Regions from separate parts of the Homo sapiens genome. Here region 2 is linked to region 1. Evidence: read pairs that join two places in POLR2A ChIA-PET (ENCODE). Cell type or tissue: Panc1. All regions are shown on one strand. Links, peaks and the distances in the headings refer to the core of each region. The heading gives the core; the rest is flanking DNA.

Evidence for each region. Peaks named below come from ENCODE experiments on the same cell type or tissue, not always from the same donor. Only the 100,000 strongest peaks of a DNase experiment are listed, where the experiment ranks them.
Region 2: POLR2A ChIA-PET joins it to region 1 with 19 read pairs; 5 of 35 experiments call an interaction of 5 or more read pairs at or near these places.

Annotation. Positions count from the first base shown.
Region 1 is chr7:22,716,927-22,719,739 of GRCh38, forward strand. No RefSeq gene overlaps it. Among named protein-coding and RNA genes, the nearest start is that of IL6, 8.9 kb to the right of the region's middle. In Panc1, for the core only: no CTCF peak of the experiment used is centred there; a DNase peak (open chromatin) is centred at 1,385; H3K4me3 peaks cover 434 bases; H3K27ac peaks cover 2,500 bases.
Region 2 is chr7:22,829,711-22,832,523 of GRCh38, forward strand. LOC112267993 (a long non-coding RNA gene) reads left to right here. Exons shown (of 3, transcript XR_002956543.2): 2 at 2,052-2,168. Among named protein-coding and RNA genes, the nearest start is that of TOMM7, 8.3 kb to the left of the region's middle. In Panc1, for the core only: no CTCF peak of the experiment used is centred there; no DNase peak of the experiment used is centred there.

The DNA of each region.
Region 1 (2,813 bases), core at 178-2,677:
TTTTTTTTTTTCAGCTGCCTTTCCCCTTCTTGCTTTGTCTATGTTGATGCTTTTCTCTCTTTTTCCCTTCTCCTCTCTGTTTCCCTTGCCCCACCTCTGTCTAATACATCAACAACTAAACAACAACAATTATCATCTACCAACAATTTAGCATATACCAATAACTGTCCTTAATGGATAGGATTTCATTTAATTCCCACAACCACCCCCAGATGGTTAAGTATTATTTGCCACAGTTTACAAATGAGGAAACGCAGGCACAGGGAATTGAAGTGCCTTGCCCAAACCCACACAAGCTGTAAATGATGGAGCTGGGATTTAAACCAAGTCGGCCTCTGCAATCCATGTTTTCTCTAGTAAACCATACTGCCTGTGATATGGAATAAGTACATGTATTTTTTTTCTTAACTTTTGCGTAAAGTATGACCATCTTTGTTTCTAATTTGTAAATCAAATAAGCTTAATATTTTATATGGCTTTTAGAAAGCACATATACAAAGAAAATTTTATAAATTAAACTGTTCTTTACTTCTAAATCTTTGACGATTATTTCCAAGACATAAATTCCAAGGAGATCCCAGCTTTCATTCGTTTACCATCCTGTGCACCAACCACGTACTCAAATTCATGCTATTCCTTCGCACAAGAAAGATAGAGCCCTCAAGAAACTCTCAATCAACTGGGGAGAAAATAATAACAGTATTAATAGCTCATGTTTACTGGGACTCTACCATGTGCCAGGCAGATGCTAAGCACTTTACATAGGTTCTGATAACTCTGTGACATAAGGTGCAACTGCTACCTCCATTTTTAAAATGAGAACAATTAAGCCCAGATGTTAACTTCCCAGCGGACCTCAGCTTAGAAAGTACAGAACAAGGATTTGAACCTAGGCAGTTTGGCTCCAGAGCCTGTGCCATCACAACACTGCCCGGAAACAGATTAGTACAGTACATGCCCCTGCGGGAGAGCCCAGAGGAGAACCTGCACTATTCCTGGAAATTGATCAGCAGAGGCTTCTGGGAGGATCGAGGCATGATTTGAGTCTTGACAGAAGTTCAGAACACAGAGACGTCACGGCATTCTACCCTGCACTGAAACTGTTCTAAAAAGACTGGCATGCTTCGGAGAGAAAAAAAAAAATGTAGCATAGAGTCTCCTGTGACCTGCCTGGGAGCTGTGCCATGCAATGGAACCAAATTTCCTTCAGGGAGTTTTACATTTTACTCAATATTCTGAAGTTTAGCTATCACACAATTAAGTATCAACCAGGTTCCTGTCATCAGTGGGTACTGTTGGAAGAGGACAGGGAATTGGATTTAACAACACTGTTTGTTCTTCTAATGCAACATCGTAGAAATATGTAACAGAACTGTAATGGAGATGAATCACAAGAAGGACGCAGCACAAGATGCTATGCCAAGAATAATATTAGGAGAAGTGACGTTCTGTCATTCTGTTACAGTTAAGAGTAAACTTATGATCCAAGAAGCAGCAATCCTTTAGAGACCCTGAGAACTCTTCAGGGCTCTCCTCGTCCTTTTCACTCAGGGCCCCAAAGCCAGCCTCTTCATTCATCAGCTCTGGATGGGACAGACAGTGACAAAGCAGAAATCCCTAGGCCCCTGGGCTGCTGCTGTGCAGCAGCAAACTCCCTCACTGTGACTAACTTTCTGCTTCTAACTTATCCCATGGCTCAGAAAAGCTGGGCTCAGCCTCTGCCTTGATCCATCAAGCCATGATCCAGCACGTGGCTGGGGAAAATCTGAGCGCATATAATTCTGTAGGACAAGGTGTGTCCTGCGCACATCCTAACTCTCCCTCATTCAGGTGGCAGCCTGTGCCTATCTGTTTATAAAAGTGGCAGCCTTCATTCTGAGGTATAGAAGCAGCATACTTTGACCAGAACAATCTCTTTCCTTAAAAAGCTTTGTGATCAATTGCCTTTGAAATGAGAGAAGATCAAATAATCCTTAATGCCTTTGATACATCCTTTTCTTACACTCCCCAAATAGAGCTCATACAATATAACTAATCTCTGGAATGGATTGATTTTGCCTTCAAAATATCCTTTTATTTCCTTGGACCCACTTATGGTCTGGAAGATATTTAACAACTAGCTAAGGAACAGAGGGAAGGGAGGGCTCTGATTGTAGCATTTGCCAATTTCCATGGTGTAATGTTTCCACACTAATTTCAAGCTACCATCAGGAGTCACTTAATGTAGAGTTGGGAAGAGATCAGTACAGTTGGCTCTCTTGAACCGGCCAGCTCCTGTGCAACCCTGCCTGGGCTCCTCCATCTGGTGTCATGCTGAGATGTTTGCAACAGCCTCTGAGCCCACCTCCCAGACTACAATCCCCTGGGGTCTTCTTCCTGCTCACTCAGATGAAATACTTTCATCATGTCACTGTTCTTCTGACAACCCTACCCCCAATTTACCACCCCATTTTACCTCTTCTCCCAAAGACCAATGAACTTTTTTCATGATTCTGGGTTCCTGCATCATCTCAGGTAAATAAATCATTTAACCTCTCCGAACTTCAGTTTCTTATCCATAAAGTGAGAATAAAATAGTCACCTCCATAGAGTGAAGTTTAAATGAATTAATGTGTGTAAAGCCTCTAGTCCAGCACCTGGCATCCAATAAATACCTGATTAATCCTACATGTCAATTACTCAAAGTACCTTAGAAGGAAAACAATGGTGTCGTTATAGAATTCAAAGGCCACGAATCCTCAAAGGACTTCACTCAGTACCTCAAAACTATTCCACATTGGTGCTTACTATTATATTTTTGATGAGTTCTAGAG
Region 2 (2,813 bases), core at 276-2,775, 110 kb after region 1:
CTAAAACGCTTATTTGTAACTTTACCCTTAGAGATATCCTGAGAATAAAAGCTGGCATTCTCCATTCTGGTGGGCAAGAACACTCAAGCAACCAATTATAATGTTAACTAATACTTCCTGGGTGTTTACTAGTAGTATATGATGCACTGTGCTAAGGCCTCACACGCATTAACTTATGGAATCTTCGCAACCCTGTGAGGCAGGGACTGTATTATCATTCTCATTTTATAGATGAGGAACTGAGGCATGGGAAGGTGAAGTAAATTTGTTTTGTCCAAGGTCAGCTAGTAAGGGGTAAAGACAGAATGGAAACTCCAGCGGTCTTACTGCAGAACCTCAATGTTAACCATAACACTATTTTGCCCTATAGGTGAGAAATAAACATAGAAATAGAAGACAAACCTTTATATGTTCTCAAAGAATATTTTCCTTTAGCTATGATAGATAAGAGACCTGTTTTCATGGTACTATAGTGGCACATATGATTAGACCAAAAGCTGGTTGGGGACTTAAGGGGTGGGTGCTGACTACCTGAACCAATCAGATCCACTGTAAGTGAGATTTGTACTCAAGATAGAAAGAAATACATTTGACTGAAGCTAGTTAGACAGAGAGACTAGAAGACATGAAGCAATAGAATCCACCAGTGGGCAGAGAATACCGAGTTATAGTGATATCAAAGCACAGGAATGGAGAACAATGTGCTTTCTGGGCAGCAAGATAATCCCACCCTAGAGTTTGCTACGTGCTGAGCAACCTTTCATTCCCCAGCTATGGTCCAAAGTTGGTAAGTCTGGCTGTGACATGATTCCTGGGAGGTTTTTTTTGTTGTTTTTGTATTTTTTTTTTTGGAAGGGGTAGGGGGACAGAGTCTCACTCTGTCACTCAGGCTGGAGTTTAGTGGTGCGATCTTGGCTCACTGCAACCTCAACCTCCCAGGTTCAAGCAATTCTCCTGCCTCAACCTCCCGAGTATCTGGGATTAAGGCACCACCACCATGCCTGGCTAATTTTTGTATTTTCAGTAGAGATCGGGTTTCACCATGTTGGCTAGGCTGGTCTTGAACTCCTGAACACAGGCGATCTGCCCACCTCAACCTCCCAAAGTGCTGAGATTACAGGTGTGAGCCACCATGCCCAGCCAATTCCTGTTTTTTTTTTTGATGTAGAGAAAAGTAGAATTTTTCTCTGCTAGTACATCAAGTACTGAATGTATAATTAAGTACATTATAACCCCATGGTCTCTGCTAATTACAAAATAACAGAAGAGAGGTAAAAGCATCAAGGTGAGAAACCCAGGTGGGGAATCAACTGTCAGGATTTCACTAGCACCATCCAAGGAAAAGATGCTACCAGCTCTGTTGTATTATTTTTAAAAATATGGCTGGGTGTGGAGGCTCACACCTGTAATTCCAGCACTTTGGGAGGCCAAGGCAGCTGGATCACCTGAGGTCAGGAGTTCGAGACCAACCTGGCCAACACGGCAAAACCCCGTCTCTACTAAAAAAATAATAATAATAATACAAAAATTAGCCAGGTGTGGTGGCAGGTGCCTGTAATCCCAGCTACTCAGGAGGCCGAGGCAGGGAGAATTGCTTGAACCCAGGAGGTGGAGGTTGCAGTGAGCCAAGATTGTACCATTGCACTCCAGTCTGGGCGACAGAGCGAGACTCTGTCACAAAAAAAAAAAAAAAAAAAAAAAAAAAAAACAACTTCCAGAGAGGATAAAATAGTTGAACTCTTTAGGTCGTAAGGAAAAAAGAAACCTGGGGAAATATAGCTGGTGGATATTTCTGACTGCACAGACAGGCTTCACAGAAGAAAAGAAACCACTTCTTTGAATATCTATTTCCACATCTGCAAAATGGAAAGAGTAACTACCTGTTATAGACTGAATTGTATCCCTCCAAAATTTATATATCGAAGTTCTAACACCCCAATGTGACAGTATTTGGAGCTAAGGGCTTTAAGTAGGTAATTTCAGTTAAATGAGGTCATGAGAATAGGGCCCTAATCCAATGGGAAAATCTTTCTCTCTCCACACGTGCACAGAGAAAAGGCCACATGAGGACACCATGAGAAGGCAGCTGTCTACAAGCCAGGAAGAGAGTCCTCACCAGAAACCAGCTCTGCTGGCACCTTGAACTTGGACTTCACGCCTCCAGAACAGTGAGAAAATAAATTTCTGCTGTTTCAGCCGCCCAGCCTGTGGTATTCTGTTATGGCAGCCCAAGCTGACTAATACACTACCTAATAGTGAATGAGAAGAATTAAATCAGAAAATATAAATGCATTAATAAACATACCATGTATTGGGCACCTCCCTGTGCCAGGCACTTCACCATCATCTCTAGTCCTCCAAAACACATGCTGTTTGCACCACATCATGCTGCCAGGCACATAGTTGGCTTGTTGATTTGTGTGTGTGTGTGTGACAAGATCTCATTCTGTCGCCCAGGCTGAAGTGCATTGGCATGATCATACTCATTGAAACCTCCAACTCCTGGGCTCAACAGATCCTCCTTCCTCAGCCTCTTGAGCAGCTATGACAATGGGCATGCACCACCACATCTGGCTAATTTTTTTTAAATGTTTTTGTAGAGACAGGGTCTCACTGTGTTACCCAGGCTAGTCTCAAACTCCTGACCTTAAGCAATCCCCCGACCTCAGCCTCCCAAAGTGCTGGGATTATAGGAGTGAGCCACCACACCCGGCCGGCTTGTTGAATTTGGGATATGAATATCATAGTCTTATTAACACCATGTTTATAAGCCATAATTGTCTTTATGAATGTATTCATTTTGGAAAAGTAAG